2 separate regions of the Homo sapiens genome follow, and region 2 is linked to region 1. A link is a loop called in an ENCODE intact Hi-C map of the cell type or tissue named here. Cell type or tissue: K562. All regions are shown on one strand. Each heading gives the region's core, and the rest is flanking DNA. Links, peaks and the distances in the headings are about the cores only.

Region 1 (11,407 bases), core at 4,118-6,617:
CCAAGACAGAAACAGGGGAGGCAGGAGAAGTCGGCTGCTTTGATTAAATGAAGTAATTCAGTAAAAAATTTGCATATTTACCACTCTGAAGGAGAGATACTTTTCTAAACATCCAGGCCCAACATAGAAAATCGAGTGCTGCACACTCAGCTTAAAAGTTGTGCCTTAAATTCTGAGGGCCAGCACAGGGGAAATCGATCCTTCCAAGCCTGGTCATTGTGTGCTCAGATGGCCACGTTTCACCTCACTGCACTCGTCGCTTTCTGGGACATCGTGAAAACTGCATGTTGTTTAACCTTGTGTTGGGATGATTGTAAAGAGTGAAGCATCTATGACTAACTTCTTTACAATGATTCCCAGTCTTTGGTCTCTCCCCATCATGAGTTTTGAAAAGAACCTTCCCCTAAAGCCCCCAATGCCTGCTTTTCAGTATGGTTGGTTAGAGGTTTTTGCTGTCCCTCAATTCAGAGCCAGAGCTGCCCAGTGAGGTGTGCACCTGGGATGGGGCAGGAGCATCAAGCTGCTATCTCAGGAACCAGGTTTCCTCTGGCAGTGACTTCAGGATTTTACATGTACTTTGCCAAAAAGCTGAAGCAATTGTGCAAACTACCAGCAGCACACTATCCAAGAGGTTGAGAGAGATCCTTGGCAATGTGACCATCCTCCCTCTGCCACAGTCTCTGGTCATCCAAGAACATCCTTTTGGTTGTCTTAAAAGTCCACTGACATTAAAAATGAAGGCAGCCAAGGTGGATTTCAAGAATGGCTGCCATTCATGGAGGAGGCTCTTTTTACTTCCTTCAGCCCTTCTTCCTTCCTTCAGACCCCTATTAGGAATGGACCGGCTGCCTTCTCCTTACGTAACAAGCTCCTGTGGAGTGAGTGCTTCCTCACTGACTGCCCCAACACTCTTAACTACAAGGTGGGGCTATCATTATGCCGGCATTACACCGAAGAAACCAAGGCACAAATGGGACACACAGCTGCTTTTGGTCAAAAATGGAAGGGCCATGATTTAAGTTCAGGCCAGTCTGATTTAATAATCCATACTCAACAGTAGAAAATCAAATAACTCAATTAAAAAATGGGCAAAGGACTTGAGACTTGAAAAGACATTTCCCCAAATATGAAACATAAATGGCCGACCAGGACATGAAATGATGCCCAACCACATTAACTATGAAGGAAATCAAAACCACAATGAGATATTACCTCACGCTCACTAGGATGGCCATTATTTTATAATAAAAACTTACATATTTACCACTCCAAAGGAGGGATACTGTTCTAAACATCCAGGCCCAACACAGAAAATCAAGTGTAATCCAGAAGATTGATCCAGAAAATCTGCAATCCAGAAGATTACAAGTGTGGGTGAGGGTGTAGAGGAACTGGAGCCCTTGGGCACTGTTGGTGGGAATGTAAAATGGTACAGCAGCTGCAGAAAACAGTATGAGGGTTACTCACAGAACTACACTATGATCGATCCAGCAAACCCACTTCTGGGTACATATCCGAAAGAACTGAAAGCAGGATCTTGAAGAGACATTTGCACACCCATGTTCATAGCTGCAGTCTTCACAATAGCCAAAAGGTGGAAGGTGGAAGCAGATGAATGTCAACAGATGAATGAAGAAAATGTTAAATATACATACAACAGAATATAACTCAAAAAAAAGGCGGAAAAAAAAGAGAGAAATCCTGTCATATGCTACAACGTGAATGAACCTTGAGGACATTATGCTAAGCGAAATAAACCAGAAATAAGAAGACAAATACCATATGACTCTACTTAAATGAGTTATCTACAGTAGTCAAACTCAGAGAAACAGAAAGTAGAATGGTGGTTGCCAGGGGCTGGGAGAGGGGGAATAGGAGTTGTTTATTGGGCATAGAGTTTCAGTTTAACAAGATGAAAAATTCTGCAGATCCATTGCACAACAATGTGAATATACTTAACACTACTGAACTTTATACTTAAATATGGTTTAGATGGTAGTATTATGTTTATGTTTTTTACCACAATAAAAAATTTTTTTTAAATCTATACTCTTAACTGTGACACTACACTGACTCTCCAGCCAATCAGGCCTTTCTGAAATTTACATGACCCTTTTTCCTCTCAAATGGCTAAAAAGCCATTCACAGAAATATACATTATGATGGGAGTTATTAACCAGCACTGAGTTTCATTTTATTTTGCCTCATGACATACCAAGAAAACAAAAGGCCACAGGCCAAAATGAGGCAACAGAGAAAAGCTCACGGGGTCCACATTTAAAACTCTGGCCTCTCAGAAAATGTGGGTGGGCAGGAAAGTCATGATGTAAACGAAGCTCTGCGATTCCAAGGATATCCTCCCAAAGGTCACACCAATTCAAAACATGAAATCAGAACATTCCCAAACCCTGCCTCTCTGTCATACAGACGTGTGTCTCTCTCTCTCTCTAGGTGTACATAGTTTTCTGAGGGCTTGCACTTGTGCCTAATTTAGGCCCCAGCTCTCATTCATTATGCAATACTGCCTCTGATGAAACAAGACAGTTACTGCTAGCCCTATCTCACAAAGGAAGGAACAGGGGTGGGTAGCAGGCCCAAAGTCCCAGGGGAGGGAGACTGCTGTGGCACCAGCAGCCCAGACCCGCCCAACCCCAGGGCTCCTAACCAGGCTGCTCTGCAGTCGGCCAACACCAGGTGCTGACCCTAGACACTATTCCTAAATACAGTGCAAATCATGGCTCCTGGGGGTATGGTCTTTGAGCCTCAGTCTTCTCATCTGTAAAACGGAGCATTGGATTAAGAATCCCTTTTCTAACATAAAAGGCTCCAAATAATCTATCAATAATACCAAGTAGAATTTATTGAGCTCCACAGACTCAGGGTATTATGAGAGATTTAAGCAAACAGAAGAACTTTTCACCCTGCCATCTGAGAACCTACAGTGTGCCAAGGACTACAGAGACAGAACCACACCACTTCAGGAAGAGTAAAGCAGCAACGGCATGAGGCAGGAACCATTTCTGCCCTACAGTGGGTAACACAATGACAGATCACAATCAAAGTAGCTGTGGCAGTGGGCTGGAGTTTACATAAATATGGGGTGACCTAAGGCTAACTTACCTATTACAACTTCAAAAAACAGGTTTTAATTGTATAGGATGAGTAATGGGAGAAGATAACTTTGATGTCTTTTAAACCATCAAATATCGAAAAAGAGATATAAAAATGATGGGCTTTTAAATTTTTTATTAAATCCATTCCCAAACTATTCCTGAAACTATAAATATAACAAACTGAAATTTTACTTCTGCTAGATCTAGAGAAATGTAGACTCTCAACAAGCATTAGGCAACACAGTGCTTTTGGACACTTGGGGGCTCTTTCCCAGGGGTGGGTGGGGAGCAGGCAGGAAGTGACCATGGATGGCAAGGCTTCAGAGGCACCTGCAGCTGCAGCTGCCACAGTAAGAGCAGGGACAGGAGGGCCAAGAACAAAAGAAACCCTTCAGACAATGACCACTGTATCTGTACCTTTGGGGGCTTGATTTCTGCAAATCAAGGGTTCCATGTTCTCAGCTCAAATCACTGGTCATGCCAAGTTGAATAACTCCATAGAAGAAAAGGGGAAAAATCCCCAAACAATCATTTGCAGTTCCAGCCCACAAGAGAGAAGCAATTTTAAAACTGAGTCCATTTCCAACAAATCTGAATACTGGTTAGCATCATGATTCACAATGGAAGTATGTCTCCATCTTAAACTTCTATGAGAAGATGAGGTTTTCTAGAAAGACTAAATGTACTTCAAATGTTTCTCCCTTAATTAGAAATTAGTTTTTTCTACCAAAAAAGTCACTACAATACAAAATTGAAACAAAAGGCAAAAATATCACCTATCACCACATCTTCTTGCCACTTCTGTAGAATATCAATGCTCTCTTTGTATTCTTTCTCCATGTGTATGTTTTTTTTACATACTATAATCTCAGTAGATACAATAATTTTTATAGAAAAAATGCCCACATTTGGTAAATATTCCAAAATCATATACCCCTTTATACAAAAGAAACCAAGCACCATCTATGACCCAAACTCTGCACCAGGCCACTGTCCTCACCAAGCTTAAACTAGGATTTAGATATGAATCCCAAGTGTTTTCCATGGCTTGGCAAGATGTGGGCGATGCAGGAGCGTGTGAGGCCTCCCCATGGCCGGGTCATGCCGAAGGTCCACGTGGGAACCTGGCAACAGCTCTTCAGTCTCTCCTCTTCCAGCGACACCTGGACCATCTTTGGTTGTGTAGTCAGCCACATGACAACTATTTTGCTTTAAGAATCCCAAATTCTTATTACAGGATAAATATATTAATCAAATGTTGATCCTAGCAGAGGGATCTTTGACAGAAAGTTAGCCAGCTATCTGAGCACTTTAGTAATAAGAAATTCATGCCACTCACTCATGTACAATTTCACCTACTTTTAGATAACCACTAACTGTTACAAAGCTAGGGATTCTCATTACTTTCATTGTCCTGATTCTGCCTTCGGTTGACAAGCAATATAATTACCAAGAACACACCAACTTATGGTGGCTGGAGGCTATGCCCTCCCCCTCCAGCTCTGACCCTGCTCCACACCTCCCACAGCCCAGATAATGGCCTAGGACAGGGGTGGCCAATCTTTTGGCTTCCCTGAGCCACAGCAGAAGAAGAATTGTCTTGGGCCACACATAAAATACACTAACAATAGCTGATGAGCTGTAAAAAAACAAAACAAAACAAAACAAAAAACAGAAAAAATGAAAGAAAGCAGGCCGCGGGTTGGACAAGCTTGGCCCAGGGGTTCCCTGATACCACGGTGCCTCCATACTTCCCCCACCTCTCCCTGGGTAAGTGACCCTGAGCTGGGCCAATCATTTCTCCCTCTCGAAACCTGGAAGAAAACACAGATTGGCAGCCAGCTACGTGGGTGCCCCTGAGGCTAACAGGTCATACAGATCTGGGGGTTGGCATGACTGCATATAGTAACAAGCAAGCTGGGTGAGCTGGTGTGCAGAATAAAGAGACCGAGAGGAAAAAAAAATTACATGGCCTCAAAGAGAGATCCAGAGAGACAGCCTTGGTTCCTGACAACTTCCTAGTTCCCAGCCTTTACCCTTATCTTGCTGTTTAAAAGCCTCCTTTTGATTAAGCTAGTTTGAGTCATTTTTTTGTTTCTTGCAACTAAGCAATCATTGGCTGAGACAGGCTCACATGCATCTGCTTCCTGAGCGTTCCCAGAGCACCGCCTACAGGTAGGGGGCTAAGAAGCTGAAAACAACTTCCTCTCACAAGGAGCTGAAACCTGATTAAACAGGCGAGAAGGGAACATAATCAGGGAAAACAAACAGGTTGGTGATACTCAATCAGTTATGGCTTAATGGAAAGGGGAGTGAGATGAACAATCAAGATTCCAGTCCATTCTACCACTGACTGTATGACCTTGCCTGTATGACCTTGAGTGGACCCCTTTCCCCTAAAGCCTCTATTTCTTCTTCTGCAAAACAAGGAACCTGGATACATGACAGTCCCCACTTGCTTTTAGGATTCCTTGAAAGCACTGGGCTCAATAGCTTTTACATATCCAGTAACACTAGTTTTAGGAGCAGTGTGGGTTGTAGAAAATCTTGACTGCCTGAAGTTTACTTCTTTAGTCAGGAGACAGTACAACACAAGCACCACCCTGAAGGCTGATGGTGCCACATTTGTGGTTCTGAGTGACGGAGCTGGGGGGACTGGAGATCTCAGAGTTCACCACCTTGAGCAGCATGTCCAAGAGAACTTTCTGGGATAAGGGAATGTTCTAGAGCTCTGCTCTCAATATGGTAGCCACTCTCACAATATTGCTGAATGTTCTTGAGCTCTGCTTACAATACGGTAGCCACATGTGGCTCTTGAAATGAGGCTAATGTGAGGGGCTACATTTTTATTACATTTAAGTATAATTAGTTTGTATTTAATTTTAAATAGTGATATGTGGCTGTTGGTTACTGTACAGGATAGCACAGATGCGAGGTTGAGATAAATAACCCGAAGACACAGTAAGACGCTCTCCATCGGGGCATACACAAAGCCATAAAACATCAGGCACAGAGAGGCTGACTACGCCTGAGGGGTAAAGAGAAGAAATGGTGACATCCAAGTGGCCTGAGAGGATGAGGAGAAGTCTGTCGCTGTTAATGCACTGTGGGTTTGGTGAGGAGGGGAGAAAACGAGCAGGAGTGTCCTGGGCAAAAGGAAATGATCTATGCAAAGTCATGGCTGCCTGAAGAAACAAAAGCTACCAGGGAATGCTAGAACATTCCACACAGGCAGAATCACTACCTTCCTGCCTCTGGTGGCTGCACGTGACCAGCCAGGTAACTCGGTTTCAGATAATGAGACACAAATGGAAGTACACTAGGGATTTCCGCGACAGTTTTGCTCTCCAGATATAGAGGGGTCACCCTTTCCTCCTTGATATCTCCTGTTTTGTTCTGCTTGGAACTGGAGGGGAAGCCAAAGGCGAAGGAATCCAAGCAGAGGAAGCAGAAGAACAGAAGCAGCCAAGCTCGAGGGTGTCACCACTGAGCCCCAGGGCCAGCTCTGCTCTCTCATCATCCAGACCTCTCGTCAGGCGAGAACAATCCCTCACTGGTACATCCGCGTATTGGCAGGCAGACACAATCTCTAAATGATGTGAATTTTGGTACCTGGAGGTGAAAGCCTGGAAAATGTGAAAACGGCAGGACAGAGAAACCTGGGCCATGGGAGGTAAGGAGGGCCATACCTGCCACCCACAAGTGAATGGAAACTCGGTGACTTTTCGTACTACAAGAACATCTGGTCTAACTGTATGCAGCCTGCTGTACACTGGGACCTGCACCAGGGGCTGAGCCTTCGGTGTTAGGGAAACAGAAGAAAACTATCAGAATGTGGTCCATATGGGTTTCTCTGACGGAGAATGAAGAACTGAAACTTCTCTGGCAAGCAGTGCCAGGCAGAAACACCACTTTGTCCGGAAAGGTATCCCCACTGACGGCCTCCAATCTACAACCTGCAATCTGAATCCTTGCCAGGCTGAAGAAACCAACAGCTTCTGTTTTGTCTCCCAACCCTCCCATACTGCCTTGTCTGCAAGAGAAAGGCTGGTACCAGTAAGAAGAAGGAAAGCCGTCCCCTGGCAACTGTTTGAGGAAGATGCTGCTGCAAAATAAAATCCTAAAAACCACACCAGCTGTGTACATCCATAACTTATCACCAGAACTGCTGTTCATCGAACATTCTCCAGCAAAAACACCTGAACAGGAAACAAACCATAATAACTTCAACTTTCTGTGAAAAACCCATCATTCTTTCAAGTATAAAATTCATAGTTTGGTACTAGAAATCATTTTCAGAATTATATAAGACCATAATTACCACGTTCCTACTTTGGTAAATAATGTTTAAAATCTTGGCCGGGAGCGTGGCTCACACCTGTAATCCCAGCACTTTGGGAGGCCGAGGCGGGCAGATCACAAAGTCAAGAGATAGAGACCATCCTGGTTAACATGGTGAAACCCCATCTTTACTAAAAATACAAAAATTAGCTGGGCGTGGTGGTGCGCACCTGTAATCCCAGCTACTCGGGAGGCTGAGGCAGGAGAATCGCTTGAACCCAGGAGGCGGAGGTTGCAGTGAGCCAAGATTGCACCACTGCACTCCAGCCCGGCGACAGAGCGAGACTCCATCGGGGTAAAAGAAAAAAAAAATCTTGTTAGTACTCATGCTGCAAATATTTTCATTTATATAGAAGTGATATAACAAATTCACTTGGAAAAAGTTCATTTAGAAGCAGTTTAATGCATCCTTTGGCTTTATCTCAGGATCTCACAAAGCGGAGAGCTCCCTGAATGTGCCATCACTGTAACCCCAGAGCCCCCAGCTCCCCTCCAGGGGGGGCATGCATAGCTTTGCCACCTCCAGGAGATGTCTGCTCTTTCATTCAAATACATGGAGGCCTGGCGCAGTGGCACAACCTGTAATCCCAGCATGTTGGGAGTCTGAAGCAAGAGGATTGCTTTAATTCAAGAGTTCAAGACCAGCCTGGGCAACATGGTGAGACCCTGTCTCTACAAAAACTGTAAACATTTAGCAGGGCGTGGTGATGCGCACCTGTGGTCCCAGGCACTTAGGAGGCTGAGGCAGGGGACTGCTTGAGCCCAAGAGGTCGAGGCTGCAGTGAGCTATGATTGTGCTACTTACTGTACTCCAGCCTGGGTGACAGAGCAAGACCCTGTCACAAACAAACAAATAAATAAATATAAATAACATAAACCACTCAACTAGGAAGCCTCTAATTTTGCTAAAAAAAAAAAAAAAAAGTTGCTAATAATGCCCCAAATGTATGCTTTATTAGCAAGAGTTAACATTTAATTCTAGAGTACTTCCAACATAAGATACATTCCTTCACACTAACACAGCCCATTACTGTACAAGCACTAATTTAAGTGAGCAAACCTATCAAAACTCTTGATAATTTACTCGTAAAACTGTCAACGGTTCATTACTGTGATTAAGAGACTAGATTTAGAGCTAAATAGATTGATACGAATCCTGGCTATGTGAACCAAGAGCTGCAGGAGACATAACTGTGTCACTCAATCTTTCTGTCCTCATCTCTTAAAAGATGGGCAGTAAGTCCAGTTGTGGTGACCCACGCCTATAATCCCAGCACTTTGGGAGGCCGAGGTGGGCGGATCACCTGAGGTCAGGAGTTCGAGACCAGCCTGCCCAACATGGCGAAACCCTGTCTCTACTAAAAAAGATACAAAAAATTAGCTGGGTCTGGTGGCAGGCGCCTGTAATCCCAGCTACTAAGGAGGGTGAAGCATGAGAATAGCTTGAACCTGGGAGGTAGAGGTTGCAGTGAGCCAAGATCGTGCCACTGCACTCCAGCCTGGGGGATAGAGCAAGACTCTGTCTCAAAAAAAAAAAAAAAAAAAGGCGGTAATACCTATGGGGATCATCTAATTGTGTAAAAGTGAAAAACACAAAATGCTTAATACATGATAAAGATAATTACAATGGCTATTATTAATATCTGATGCGCTTCATTGCAAAGAAAATAGGCTTTGTTGCCTGTTTCATCCCCTGCCATAGAACTCATTTCTAATTTTCAATGTGCTGTTTATTAATCACTCAGGACTTTTTTGGAATTTTTATCAGAATAGGAGGTCCCCATGCTTATCAGCTGCTGCGGCTTGAGGGCTCCACCCAAGATAATTCATCTCCAGCATCAGACATTTGGGGGCGTAACCCAGTAACTGGTGGTTCTACAAGTCCTCCAGGGGATTCTGGGGCACAGTTTGCAAACAGCTGACAGAAATGTAGCTACGGGCTGGGTGGGTGCAGTGGCTCACACCTATAATCCCAGCACTTGGGGAGGCCAAGGCGGATTGGCCTCTTGAGGCCACTTGAGGTCAGGAGTTCGAGACCAGCCTGGTCAACATGGAAAAACTCCGTCTCTATTAAAAAATAAAAATAAAAAAATTAGCCAGGTGTGGTGGCAGTTGCCTGTAATCCCAGCTACTCCGGAGGCTGAGGCAGGAGAATCACTTGAACTCAGGAGGCGGAGGTTGCAGTGAGCAGAGATGGTGCCCCTGCACTCCAGCCTGGGTGACAGAGCAAGACTCCATCTCAAAGAAAAAAAAAAAAGAAATGTAGGCTGGGCATGGTGGCTCACGCCTGTAATCCCAGCACTTTTTGGGAGGCCGAGGCAGGTGAATCGCGAGGTCGGGAGATGAAGACCATCCTGGTCAACGTGGTGAAACCCCGTCTCTACTAAAAACACAAAAAATTAGCCGGGCATGGCAGCGCACGCCTGTAGTCCCAGCTACTTGGGAGGCTGAGGCAGGAGAATTCCTTGAACCTGGGAGGTGGAGGTGGCAGTGAGCGGAGATCGCACCACTGCACTCCAGCCTGGGCGACAGAGCAAGATTGTCTCAAAAAAAAAAAAAAAAAGAAATGTAGCTCTGTGTGAATGCTACCAACCTGTGGCCCTCTGGCTGCCTCCCAGCTGCAGGGTCCCTGATGGAGGCACCATGGAGACTTGGCTTCCCCCAGCCTTCCCACACACTCATGAGGGCAGTGCCAGAAACCAGGGCAGCCTCCGTTTCAGCCTAGGCAGAAGAAAGGCACATGGCAGCCTGCAGGAAAGCCTAGGGCCAGCAGGACCAAACCCTTCCCATCCCTGCTGGCTTAACCATCCCCGTGGGTAGAATCACAGGTAAGGCCCCCCTGGAGGAGGAGTTTCCACACCAGCTCACATTCAACACACAAAAACACATACATCAATGTTCACAGCGGTATTATCCGTAACAGCCAAAAGTGCAAACAATCCAAATGCCTCTCGACTGGTAAAGGATAAACCATATGTGATGTCTCTATACAACGGAATATTAATAAGTCATTAAAAAAGAATGGATTACTGGTATGTATTATGACATAATGAATTTTGAAAACATGTTAAATCAAAGAAGCCAGACACAAAAGACCACATATTATATGATTGCACTTAGATGAAGTGTTCAGAATAGGCAAATCTATAGAGACAGAAAGTAGATTAGGGGCTGTCTATGGTTAGAGGTGGACGGCAGTAGATTGGCAAGTGACAACTACAGGTTTTTTTCTAGGGGGACAAAAAATGTTTCAAAATTAGACTGCGGTGGGTCGGGCTCACGCCTGTAATCCCAACACTTTGGGAGGCTGAGGCAGAAGGATCACTTGAGGCCATGAGTTGTAGACCAGTCTGGCCAACATGGTGAAACCCCGTCTCTAGTAAACATATAAAAATTAGCCAGGCTTGGTGGGGCATGCCTGTAATCCCAGCTACTCAGGTCGCTGAGGCATGAGAATCACTTGAACCCAGGAGGCAGAGGTTGCAATGAGCCGAGATCGCACCACTGCACTCCAGCCTGGGCGACAGAGCAATACTCCGTCTCAAAAAATAAAAAATAAAAAAAATTAGACTGTGGTCATGGTCACACAACTCTGTGGATATACCAAAAAATAACCTCACAACATTGAATTGTACATTTTAAATGAACAAACTGTATAGGATGTGAATTATATCTCAATAAAGCTGTTTTTTAAACAAAACAAATCTATCCTTCTAAAAAAACTCCCTCCTCAGAGCTGATCCAACCCTTCCTTCCCTTGCAGGGCTGCCTGTTTACTGAAGCAGGCAATAGGGTACACAGAGGACCAGGGACCAGGATGAGGCAAATAGGCCCCCAGGGTGTAATCCTTAGGAGACACTCACTCTCAAGGTCCTGGAAGTTCAGGGTCCACACCTGCCAGGCCCTGAAAGTGAATGCCTCCTTACATTTTGCACCCTGGACACGTGCTGGCC
Region 2 (11,407 bases), core at 4,046-6,545, 310 kb before region 1:
GACAGAGTGAGACTTTGTCAAAAAAAAGAAAAAAAAAGGTATTGCTTTGATAATTTTAAAAATTAGAGTTATTAAAATGTTAAAACAAGTTATTTCTTTTTTTCTTTGACTACTTGAATGCTCTCCGTCCTCCAGCCACCCTTCCACCCACTTAGGCTGCAACAGCCAGCAATTTCACATTCACTGAGCCAAGAGAGTGAGGAAGAATGAAGAAACCTGAGAGGAGTCTGCACCCTTTTAGGTGGTAGGAGTGGAGAGAGGGCAGTGTGCCAAAGGACTGGAAATCAGCTTGCTTATTCAGTCAACTTCATCTAGATCTCTCTGGTCTGAGGTTCTGGCAGTGAAAGCTTATCAGCAGAGGGTTTTGCAACTTCAGTACTTCTGGCCCTGCTGTTATTTTTTAGTCTGTGCAGAACTGGCCCTGGTATTTCATTTGGCTGCTTTGGTTTCAGCAGGCCTTCCAAATAAATAATACACCCATGAGACCTACTGAGGGAATGGACTAGATTGTCTGGGTTCAGTTCTTGGCTGTGCAGGTACCTGTTATGGTCCTTGGACCAGTTACTTAAGCTCTCTGTGTTTCTGCTTCCTCAAATGTAAGATGGGAATAATAAATAATACTATATATTTCATAGGGTTGTTATAAAAGATTGGATGAGTCGGTATTTGCCAAGTGCTTAGAATATGCCTATCACATAGTAAGCATTATACAAGTATTTGTTTAAAAAATAAATAAATATGAGAAAGGCAGAAACAGCCATAAGCTCTCTGGGTCCCATTTGTTTGAGGTTACAACTTACTTGGCATAAAGCTGAGGCATCTAAAGCTACAAAGTGGGTCAAATTTTCTTTTGTTCCATGCTGGCTGAACCACGTGGTCCCAGAAGTAGGAAGGAAAGAGAAGGCTTAGGAAGCTAAGAGCCATGAAACACCTGCTGAGTGGCAGGACTTCCTCATGGCTTTCTGTGTAGCAACTCAGTTAAGTCTAATCAGGCAGGTGCTATCACTGCCCTCATTTTACAGATGGGGAAACTGAGGCTCAGAGAGGTGAAGTAACTTGGCCACAGTCACATGCTATGAGTGGTGAAGCTGAGGTTGAACCCCAGCAATGTGTGACTTTCAAGTGTGGATATTCCACATTAAGAATGATATTTACATGGGAGACTTCACTTTACGTGGTTTTAAAAGGTTAAAGTGTACATCAATCTCTAGTTTAAAGATACTGAGGGCGCTTTTATTTAACATGTCCTAGTAGCAAATTTTCCTGTAAAATGTTTAACTTCTCTCTGTTTAGTTTGGCAAGTTTGAATTTTTACATGTTGTGTTTTCTTACAGTATAGTGCATCTCTATTGTTCAAAAAAATAAATTTCAGGCCTGGAACTTAGTTAAATTCTGAGGTTTTGTGGGTTGTCCTTTAAAAAAATTTTTTTTACTTCTTTTCTTCCTTTCTTTCTTTGTTCCTGCCTGCCTCCCTGCCTTACTTTTTCCTTCCTTCCTTCTTTCCTTTCTTTTCTTCTTCCTATTCCTCCTCCTCCCCTCCCTCCCTTCCTTTCTCTCCCTCCCTCCCTCCCTTCTTTCCTTCCTTCCTTGCTTCCTTCCTTCCTTCCTTCCTTCTTTCCTTCCTTGCTTAAGTCAGGAATACATGATCTAAAGATCTCTCTGTGTCCTTCTAAAATAGCTGAAGCTCAAAGCCAGTAATTACTAGCAAAAAAATGACCATTTTTGTTGCCAATTCTGAGCACATTATCTTGAAGCTCAAAGCCTGGCCTAAAACAACTGAAATTATAAATAATTAACATCATGAATATCTCACAGGTCCAAATTCCTCCACGAGTAACCGCAGAATTCCTTTCTGTTCTCTGATCTGTCAATGCTACCTTTGCAAATGCCAGTTCCAAAGACATAGAAGCAAATATTGCTCAATGTTTTTATTAATGACTATGATCATGTTCAAGCAAATTGTGCATGTTCAAGGCACATTCCCTGTTCTCTCTCTTTAAGAAAAAAAATCACTAAGCCCCACCCTACCCCACCCTTAGCTTTGAAAGGTCTGAAGTCAGTGGTGCCTGAGATAGAGCCAAGATAAAACGAATTGAAAACAAAATGAGCTTTTTTTTTTTTTTTGAAACTTTTGTTTCCAGCTTATAGACACTCCCACCTCAAGTTGCAGAATCCTAGGGATCTGACCCAGTGTCACCTTCAGCCCCAATGGGGCCTTTAGGCCTGTCCTATGTAGGCTGAGGCCCCTCCCAGGTCAGTCCCTACCCCCATTGGAGGCGAATTAACTCTTTCAGGGGAAGACTTGTGCTGGCTTCCAACAACCCAATCTTCCTACTCTGGAGGCTAATCTTTTCCCCTTTTATGCTTTTGCCTTCATAATAGTCCTCATTCTTCTTCCAGAGGGTTAGAGGGTGAAAATAGCCAAGAAGCAGTTGCAAGAAGGCTCTGAAGTTCACATCTTGTGGGTAGGGCCGGCAGTAGGCAGGAGAGACCTGGGAGAGAGATTAGGTGAAACATTAGCCACAACCTTTTGGATTCAGTCCAGTGTCTTTCAATTATTTCTTGATGTGCTTTGGGTACTGGGCTTATTTGGCATGAGACAGGCATCCATTAGAAGATTTCACAATGATTTGCCATGTTACAGTTCTAAACATGCGAACTCATCACCAAAGAAAATTTATGTTTTTACCGCCTTTTCCTCCCACCTCTCCCTGGGGAGCTGCAGGAAAAAGCAATCCAAACGAATTAATCAAAATGACTAGGTTATGCTCTAAAAATAATAAACGTTGCCGTAGTCTGGATCTTTTTCAAGTTTGAGCTTATTTTGTGAGCTTGAATATCGATACGTCAAAGCGCATGTGCATGTATATATTTTTATTAGAGGGATGTGGACTATTGCATGAGGACAGGTAAGTTATTAAGATACACAAATGCAATTGCTCTCATAATACTAGACTGCATTTCAACTAAGTTAATTAAGCTACTTGGCCAATGAAGAGGCAAAGGGTAGGTGCCTTAATGATTCCTTAACTTGTCTCATAAGCCAGCCTTGCAAATTAGGATAGGCTACAGAACTTGAGCTCTGAAAACAAAGCAGGACAGAAACTGAGGTGCAGACTTAGAACAATAACAAAAAGGAAAAATGTCTCCTTGAGCTTCCCTTACCTACTGCATAAGACATTGCTAGACAAAAGCAAAAGGACTGGAAAAAGTTGAAAATTTATTCAAAAAAGTTAGTAAATAATAACAGAAAACAAGCAAACAAGAAACTGTTATTATCTTCATATTTTCAAAATATCTTCTAAGAGATCAGCTCCAAAAGAAAGTTTTAATATAAAAAGAAACCTGTAGCTGAATCCCGAGTTTTCAAGGCCTTCTTGTATTGTGAGAAGGCAATTAGATCAACATTAGGGCGAGGCCGAGAGGGAAAAATCTGTATTGGGAAAAAGGAAAGTGGTGATGATCAGGGTAGAGTCTCTTCTTATTTTAAATGATGCAGTTATCTGATTTTTAATTGACCTTTTTCCCTAATGTATACCCCAAATATCCTCAAGCAAGATGTTTAAAAATCCAGATCCAAACCATCCACAGCCCTTGATGATAATTTATCCATGTTAGGCAGGGTGACGAGGCCCCTGTGATTGTCAGAAAAAATTAGGAGCAAGGATTCCCCAGCTTTATTGTGCATGTCCTTTGTCTCTGGATCTGATCCCTGATGTTATTGGGCTGAATCACAAGGTTATTTCCCACCTAAGAAATCTCATCTGGCTTGAGAATGCTCCTTAGATAATTTCAGCGTCTTTATTCTCCAGAGAAGGTTGATTTCAGTGTTACTAACCCCATCCTACTTTAGCCAGCCTCCATTAATCATGGCTGGCAGGAGAGACTAGAGGGTCATGGGTAATTGAATTCCAGCCAACCTTCAAACCTAATTCAAGTCAACCCTTTGACCTCTTTGCTGACCAAATCTGCTGCCAGAGCTAGTAAATAAATATTGCTTTTTAATTAGACGAAGCCTTTTTCGAGAGCCTACTATGTGTTAGCTTTGTGAGAGAGGCAACCATTATCTCACTTCATTCATTCATTCTGTCCACACTTCCATTGGAACCCAGACACAAGGAATTAACAGATAGTGGAGAGGAGTATAAAGGTCAACTTGGGGTCAGCCCAGTGGGAAAATATGTGCTTTGCAGACACCCTGACTTCCTATCTTTGAAAGAAGATAGATCTTTAGCATTGACAGAAAGGCTGAAGTCCTTTCTGCACAGGAAAATGAAATGATAAACATTTTCCCTTCTCTCGTGAAGCCATGTAGGATCTTCCGACTCCAAAGACTTCTATTCAAGTCCTCCTGCCACCATATTTGACATGGAATGTCGGGTAGGTGATTTTACCTTTGTAGGCCTCAGGGCCCTCACCTGTGACATGGAACAGGGTGTGCACCACTAACCTGGCAAGGTCATTGTGATACAATGTGTAGGGAAGCTCCTTGTAAACTGCTAGGCTCCAACCACACAGGAGATTGCTGCCAATGGCTCTTGCACACTCTCTGTTAAAGATGCCACCCAGCAATGAGACCAGTCAAAGACAGGGCTGGGGAACAGACACCTAGACAGAGAGTACACACTCATTTTAAATAATGAAATTTTAGCTGGATTTTCTCATGAAATTTGCTTCTTTTGTTTTGCTTGGTCTCTGGGTCACCACCATGCCTAAGTATACACATGATCTGGATTTTTTCTTTTTTCTTCCTTTTTTTTTTTTGGCCAGAATTCTTTTGTGGCATTTAGAAGTCTCCAGAAAACATGAAACTTACTTTTCCCTTTCAGAGGAGGCCACCTTTTCACCTATTTCTCATCCTCAGACAATTAGAAACCAGCTCACCAAGGACTAGCAGTGTTCCACTATCACCAACCCTCAAATTTCATAATAAAGCTAGCACTGAGTTGCTACAATTAATATTCTCAGCAGCAATGCTTTTGGGGGGAAATGATGAGTCAAGGATGTGCAGAGGTTTGCTTAGGAAAAAACCAAATGTGCTTGAATAATTTACTCTGTCATTTTAATTCCAAAATGATATGAGGCCCCTAAGGCTTAGCAAGCAACCGGAGGACCTGAGCAGCCTGGAGAGGCTGTGTTTAAGTGGTAATGTTAATGGAATTATCCGTTGCTGCTGGAGCACTGTCTGCTGTCGAGAGATAATTACCCAGGCAAAGATGAGGTATCATTGAAGATAAACGCTGAAGCAGGGACCTCAATGTTTATTTTCCATGCTAGGGCGTAATCTCCTCCGTTGTTTAACTTCATTAGCATCCCTGCTAACCCCGGGCCACACAATTTCACTTAAAAGAAAGAAATTAAATAACCCGAACATACATGTAATTGTAAACAAAGTGGCAGAAGATGTGGGTTGGGCTGCTTTTGCTGCTACAGTCAGTGGCAAACAAGCCTTCTCTTTTACCCTATCCTTCTCCCTGTGCAGTGAAAATGAGAGCAATGTTTGTTGAGTGCTCACTGTGGGCCATATCTTGTGTTAAGCATTTTATATATGTTGTCCTATTTAATCTCCACACATAACAATTCCAGGAGATGAGTACTAGCAGAGGAAACTGCGTGTCAGAAATGTTAAGTGACTTGTCCAAGGTCACTAGACTAGTGAGCCATTGAGTGAGGGTTTCAACCCTGGCAGACAGGTCCCAGCTATTCACAGAAAATCACTGGACCACGCATATTCCACATGGAACTTCAGCTTGGTCTTCTTGATTTTACAGCAGAGTCCAGGCGATTTTATCACCACTACAGCTGCCACTGCTAACTTTATTGGAAGGACTGCCAAATCTCCCATCCAGTACTTGAATCCTTGGTCCAGTTCTGTGTTTCTGTTTTATTGAGAAAGAATTTGCATTCAACCCCATGTGGTCAAGACCGAGCTTTTTAACTCATCCCCGAAGGCCTTCGCATTGGCCAAGTTCCCGGCCTTCTTTGGCCAATCTGTAAGCAATCACTGTCTCCTCACCCCAGGCTCTTTCACCCAAAACTTATTATTATGAAAATTACATGCAGAAAACCTGAAAGAATATTTCAGTGCACAGCTGTCTAGCCTCTACCAGATTCAACAATTGTTAACATTTGCCATGTTTAACTTACAAACCAATCTTTCTATTTTTCTTTCTGAACCATTTGAAAGTTGGTTTCAGAAATCATGACACTTCAGCCCTAAAAGCTTCCCCGTGCATCTCTGAAGATTGTAGGACATTTCCTGCATGACCACATTAGCATTATCAGAGCTGAGAAAATTAACAATAATTCCCTTGCTATTATCAATTATCCAATTCATAATCATAGTCATTTCTTAACTGTTCTCCAATTATCTCTTATAGCTGTTTTTTAAAAAAAGAAGTATCCGCATTGTGTTGGTAGTAATGTCTCTTTAATCACTGGTAATCTGGAACATCTCCCCAACACCTTAATTTTTCCCCACCATGTTTAATTTTTAAGGAATCACTAGTTTTTGAACAGTTGAATTGCTTTCTGTTCTGAAGGGTCTCAAGTGGTCTTTAACTCTCAACCAACCCTTAGCAAGATGGTGGCTCCAGAATCTCTACATGGGAAGGGCTTGAGGAGAGATGCAATCTGGTTAAGGAGTCCCGGTGAAGGCCTTTTGCATAAGAAACATATGTTTTAAAAAACTTAGATTGTTGAATTTTTTTTTTTTTGACATGGCTGCTGCCCTAACATAGAGGCAGTCTGTGCTATAGGAGAGGTGATAAATGGCAATTTGTGAATGGTGCAGATTCTGAGCAAATTGCCTAGGTTCAAACATCAGCTTTGCTACTTCCAAGATGTGTGACCTTGAACAAGTTACTTAACCTCTCTGTTACTCAGTTTTATCATTTGCAAGATAGTGATGATAATAATAATAGAATCTAAGTCAAAGAGTTGTGCTGAAGTGAATTAATAAACTCAAAGCAGTGAGAATCCTGCTTGGAACAGAATATTATCTATAAATGGTAACCATTATCATTATTAATATTCTTTCCCTACTTTCTATCAACTTCCTTCTCCAGTTACTTCTTAGAACTGGAGCACCTAACATTTCTGGCTGCCTGCTAGTTTTGCCTATTGCCTTTTTACTTTATGTTCAATTTATTCGGGTTGGCCCAAGGAATTCTTGTTCGCCTTCAACCTCATCTTCATTCCTCTCTCTAATCCCCTGTTGTTGTTATTTCCAATCAAATTATTTTAAAAATATGCATTTGGTTCTAGTTTCTTCTATTATCTTGTATGCCTGGTTTAACTTCTGCCCTTTTTGCACTGAGACATAGATTCATCCTTGGATTTAAGATGCGATTAAATCTGGTGATTCTAATCCAGGAGCACTTCCCTACCGAAGTGACCCATGAAGTTTCTGGTTCCTATTCATTCATTCACTCACTCAGTCAATTATTCAACACACTTCTGAGCCCCCATGAGGAACTGGGCCCTTGGCTGGACACCAGGGATACAGCAGTGAACTAAACATGGTTCTGGCTGTGGAAAAATAACCAACAAATTGCTAAAAGTGAATCTGAACCAGGTAGTTCTGAAAACTCCCTGCACCTCACCACATATGATAATTCTGGGAGAGTGATTGAAGGGGAGGTGAACAGGTTCCTTTCCCCAAAGTATCCTCCACAGTCCTGAAATTTCTCCTAATAAAGTACGGTCATGCACTGCATAATGACATTTTCATCAACAATGGACTGCATGTACCATGGTGGTCCCGGTGGTCCCATAAGATGATAATGAAGCTGAAAATTCCTATTGCCTAGTGACTTTGTAGATGACATAGTGTGGTAGCGTAATCATTTAATTTTTAAAAATATATTTAGTGTAGCCTAAGCATACAGTGTTATAAAGTCTACAGGAGTGAGCAGTAGTGTCTTAAGCCTCACATTCACTCACCATTCGCTCACTGACCCACCCAGAGCAACTTCCAGTCCTGCAAGCTTCATTCATGGTAAGTACCTATACAGGTACACCATTTAAAAAATCTTTTATACCATATTTTGTTGTACTTTTTCTGTGTTTAGATACACAAATACTTAGCATTGTGTTACAATTTCCTACAATATTCAGTACAGTAACATGCTGTCTAGGTTTGTAGCCTAGGAGCAATAGGCTCTATCATATAACCAAGGTGTATAGTAGGCTATGCCATCTAGGTTTATGTAAGTACACTCAATGATGTTTGCATAAAGATGAAAAGGCCTAACAATGTGTTTCTCAGAATGTATCCCCATCATTAAGAGACGCATGACTATACTACTAAATAATAGTAGCTCGGGTCACTTCTTGTTTTCCTCACAAGTCCTTTAAACATTTCTAGGCCAGGCACGGTGGCTCAATGCCTGTAATCCCTGCACTTTGGGAGGCCGAGGCAGGTAGATAACCTGAGGTCAGGAGTCTGAGACCAGCCTGTCCAACATGGTGAAACCCTTGCCTCTACTAAAAAAAAAAAAAAAAAAAAAAGAGATTAGTCAGGTGTGGTGGGGGGTGCCTGTAGTTCCAGCTACTCGGGAGGCTGAGGCAGGCGAATCGCTTGAACCTGGAAGGAGGAGGTTGCAGTGAGCCAAGATCGCACCACTATACTCCAACATGGGCAACAGAGTGAGACTCCATCTCAAAACAAAAACAAAAACAAAAATAAAACAACAACAACAAAAAATGTCTAGAATCATTCTAGAATCATTTAAAACTTTAGCAATGACTGCTTATTTTCACAAAAGTATGTGTATCGTATTAGAATAACCATTACTTGGCACAATTTTCTCATCTGAAGAATGGGTATTATAATAGTACTCACCTTATAGGGTGTTAAAAGATTAAACGTGTTAATATTAGTAAAATGCTTAAAACAGAGCATGGATTTGTGTTTGGTAAATAAATAAAAATAAGTTTGTTGAGAGATCATGATGGAATCAAAAGAGAATAAGACTCGGAGAAGATGAGCTTTGAGAGGGGTAAAGGGAGGAAGGTAGAAGCTTGGGCTTCACTCAACTGCCAAATGAGTTAGGAATCATTTGAAGAAATTCTGGAGAGGTCAGAGGGAAAGTAAAGATTAACTGACTACTTTATAGTTTTTAAAAAATGACCGTCTTTATTTTCTTTATTCTGAGTTCTGGACTCTATAATCAGCCAATTCCAGAACAAGCATGCCGTCATGTTGTGCATATTGGGAAAGAAACTTGTTGGGAGACAATTTTCTGTGAGTTTCTCTAGTTTCTACACATCTCGTAAGCAGAGACACTGAGTATCTTTGCTCTGAAATATCTTTTTGAGAATGTTTGTATAGTGAACAGCCTTGGAAGATGGAGATAGTCCCTCTCTCTCCAGGCAAAGGGCAGAATTTTTACTGCTATTACAAAAGATTCAGGTTCCCTAAGTTCAGGTTCCTCTTCTGTAACAAAACTCCCTGTGTGAATGGTGTCACCTGGCCCTTTTCTCTTCACCCTGTGAGAATTGGGTATCAAGAAGCTAACAAATGTTGATAGTGTGGCTTCTACTATTGGTGTAAGTACTAAGGGAGATTTCACAATCATATAAAGGAATTACTATAGTCTTCCCCATCCCTTCTTTCTCTTCCTCACTCAGTTAGGCTATTACCTATAAATAGTAACTTTTTCCTCTCTTCTTAATCTCCTCCTTACCCTCACCTTACCCCAGTTCCTGCATAATTTCAGCCCCATGCCCCATTTCAACAAGAACACAGACTGTACATTTGACCTCCCAACAAATGGGCCCATTTGTGATCCTGGACTGGGAAAAGGAACGTCACAAGGGAGTCCCTCCTTTTTGGCTTTTTCTCTCCCTTTCTGGCTTTCCAAAGTATTCCTATTTAGTGACTTCCAAATGGGTATGGACTTAGAAGGTCTCCATTTGCTGCCCTTTTACTATCTTCTTTTTTTTGCCCTAATCCTTCTCTCTGTTGTCTTTGATCTTTTCTAAGCCTTCCCGAGGCCTTTTTCATGAATGGGGAGTGTATCCCAGCACCTGGCCCAGACTCTGGCTCATGGCAGATACCCAGTCACTCTAAATTCCCAAACTCTTATGCTCTACCCTTCTCGTTTTCTGGACCATCCTAACCTTTCTCTCCTACACTGTCTGCATCTCTTTTCACTCTTAAAGCACTTCAAGGAAGAATCTAGAAGATAAAAATAAAAGCAAAAACTGAAACACATTAAACACAACATAACTTTATTTTCAAGATAAACAATAAAAATACAGAATGTGTGCATTTTTTTGTAAATGGTTTTCCACAGATGACAGTGGTAATCTAATAAATGTTTACAGGACAAACAATTGTGGTTTCACAGCCTTCTACTCCTTGAGCATTTAAACATTTCTACAAAGCAATTTCTGTCACCAACATCCAGCACAAGGGTTGTTTTGGATGATTAAGTTTGGACCTGTTGCACAGCATTTTGGGACTGATATAAACACATTGCTGTGGTAAAATGATCTTTCCAGCTTGGGTGGTTGTTGAAGTATGAGTCAGTTGGGGGAGCTTGGGGGAAAAGACTGGGAGATACCTGGATGCCCATGCATGTGGCAAACTCTCAGGGGAAGGGAAGAGGGAGGATACAGACCCGGTATGCACAGACCACTTTCTCAATATCAGACAGCTGGTTCATGGGGTCTCTGGGCCAACAGCAAGACCCAGCCCACCTAGGGACCAGGAATTAGAAACAGGGAGCATCATTTTTTAAAAAAAGCAAAATCCACATTAGGAATTTTTTAATTGCATAAATTATGTGTGAACATTGTGAAGACATTAGAAGATATAACAAGGAAATTAATAAAATTATGCATGATTTTGCTACTCAGGTGTAATCACTGTTAACATTTGGACAATAGTTTTATTTTCAATGTGTATGTATATTTTACACACCTATGTACACCACATAACTGGGGGACATAGCACACATTCTCTCATAGATTCTTTTTTGTTTTGCTTACATTGTCTTTTGACCAAAATTATATATCAGCAGCAAAGTTTTCTTTCATGTCACTGTCCCAACCACCTCACTAGATAGGTGTTATTATTTTCCCCTCTTTTTTCAAATTTTTTTTTTGAGGCAGGATCTTGCTCTATTGCCTAGGCTGGAATGAAGTGGCATGATCACAGCTCACTGCAACCTCAAGCTCCTGACTCAAGTGATCTTCCTACCTTAACCTCCCGAGTAGGGACTACTACAGGTGCATTCCACCATGCCCCAGCTACTGCAGCACAGTTTTAAATGGCTACATGGTATTTCATTGTGCTGATAGTTTCTAAGTTATAATACCTACTGCCTATTTTATCCATTTTGGTTGTCTTCAAGTTTTAATTTTTTACTGTCATAAACAATGCCATAAGAAAAGCAAA

What was found. Hi-C counts contacts between places; a loop is a spot of excess contacts. Peaks named below come from ENCODE experiments on the same cell type or tissue, not always from the same donor. Only the 100,000 strongest peaks of a DNase experiment are listed, where the experiment ranks them.
Region 2: a loop joins it to region 1, with 4 times the contacts of the local background. A loop is called at or near these places in 1 of 110 quality-filtered maps.

Annotation. Positions count from the first base shown.
Region 1 is chr4:38,063,237-38,074,643 of GRCh38, reverse strand. The region is part of intron 14 of TBC1D1 (TBC1 domain family member 1); the gene reads right to left. Among named protein-coding and RNA genes, the nearest start is that of PTTG2, 110 kb to the right of the region's middle. RefSeq lists enhancers at 4,952-5,091, 6,155-6,654, 6,655-7,156. In K562, for the core only: a CTCF peak has its summit at 5,274; a DNase peak (open chromatin) is centred at 5,253.
Region 2 is chr4:38,376,462-38,387,868 of GRCh38, reverse strand. LINC02513 (long intergenic non-protein coding RNA 2513) reads right to left here. Exons shown (of 2, transcript NR_149123.1): 2 at 2,110-2,492. Among named protein-coding and RNA genes, the nearest start is that of LINC02513, 15 kb to the right of the region's middle. RefSeq lists an enhancer at 2,087-2,381. In K562, for the core only: no CTCF peak of the experiment used is centred there; DNase peaks (open chromatin) are centred at 4,168 and 5,198.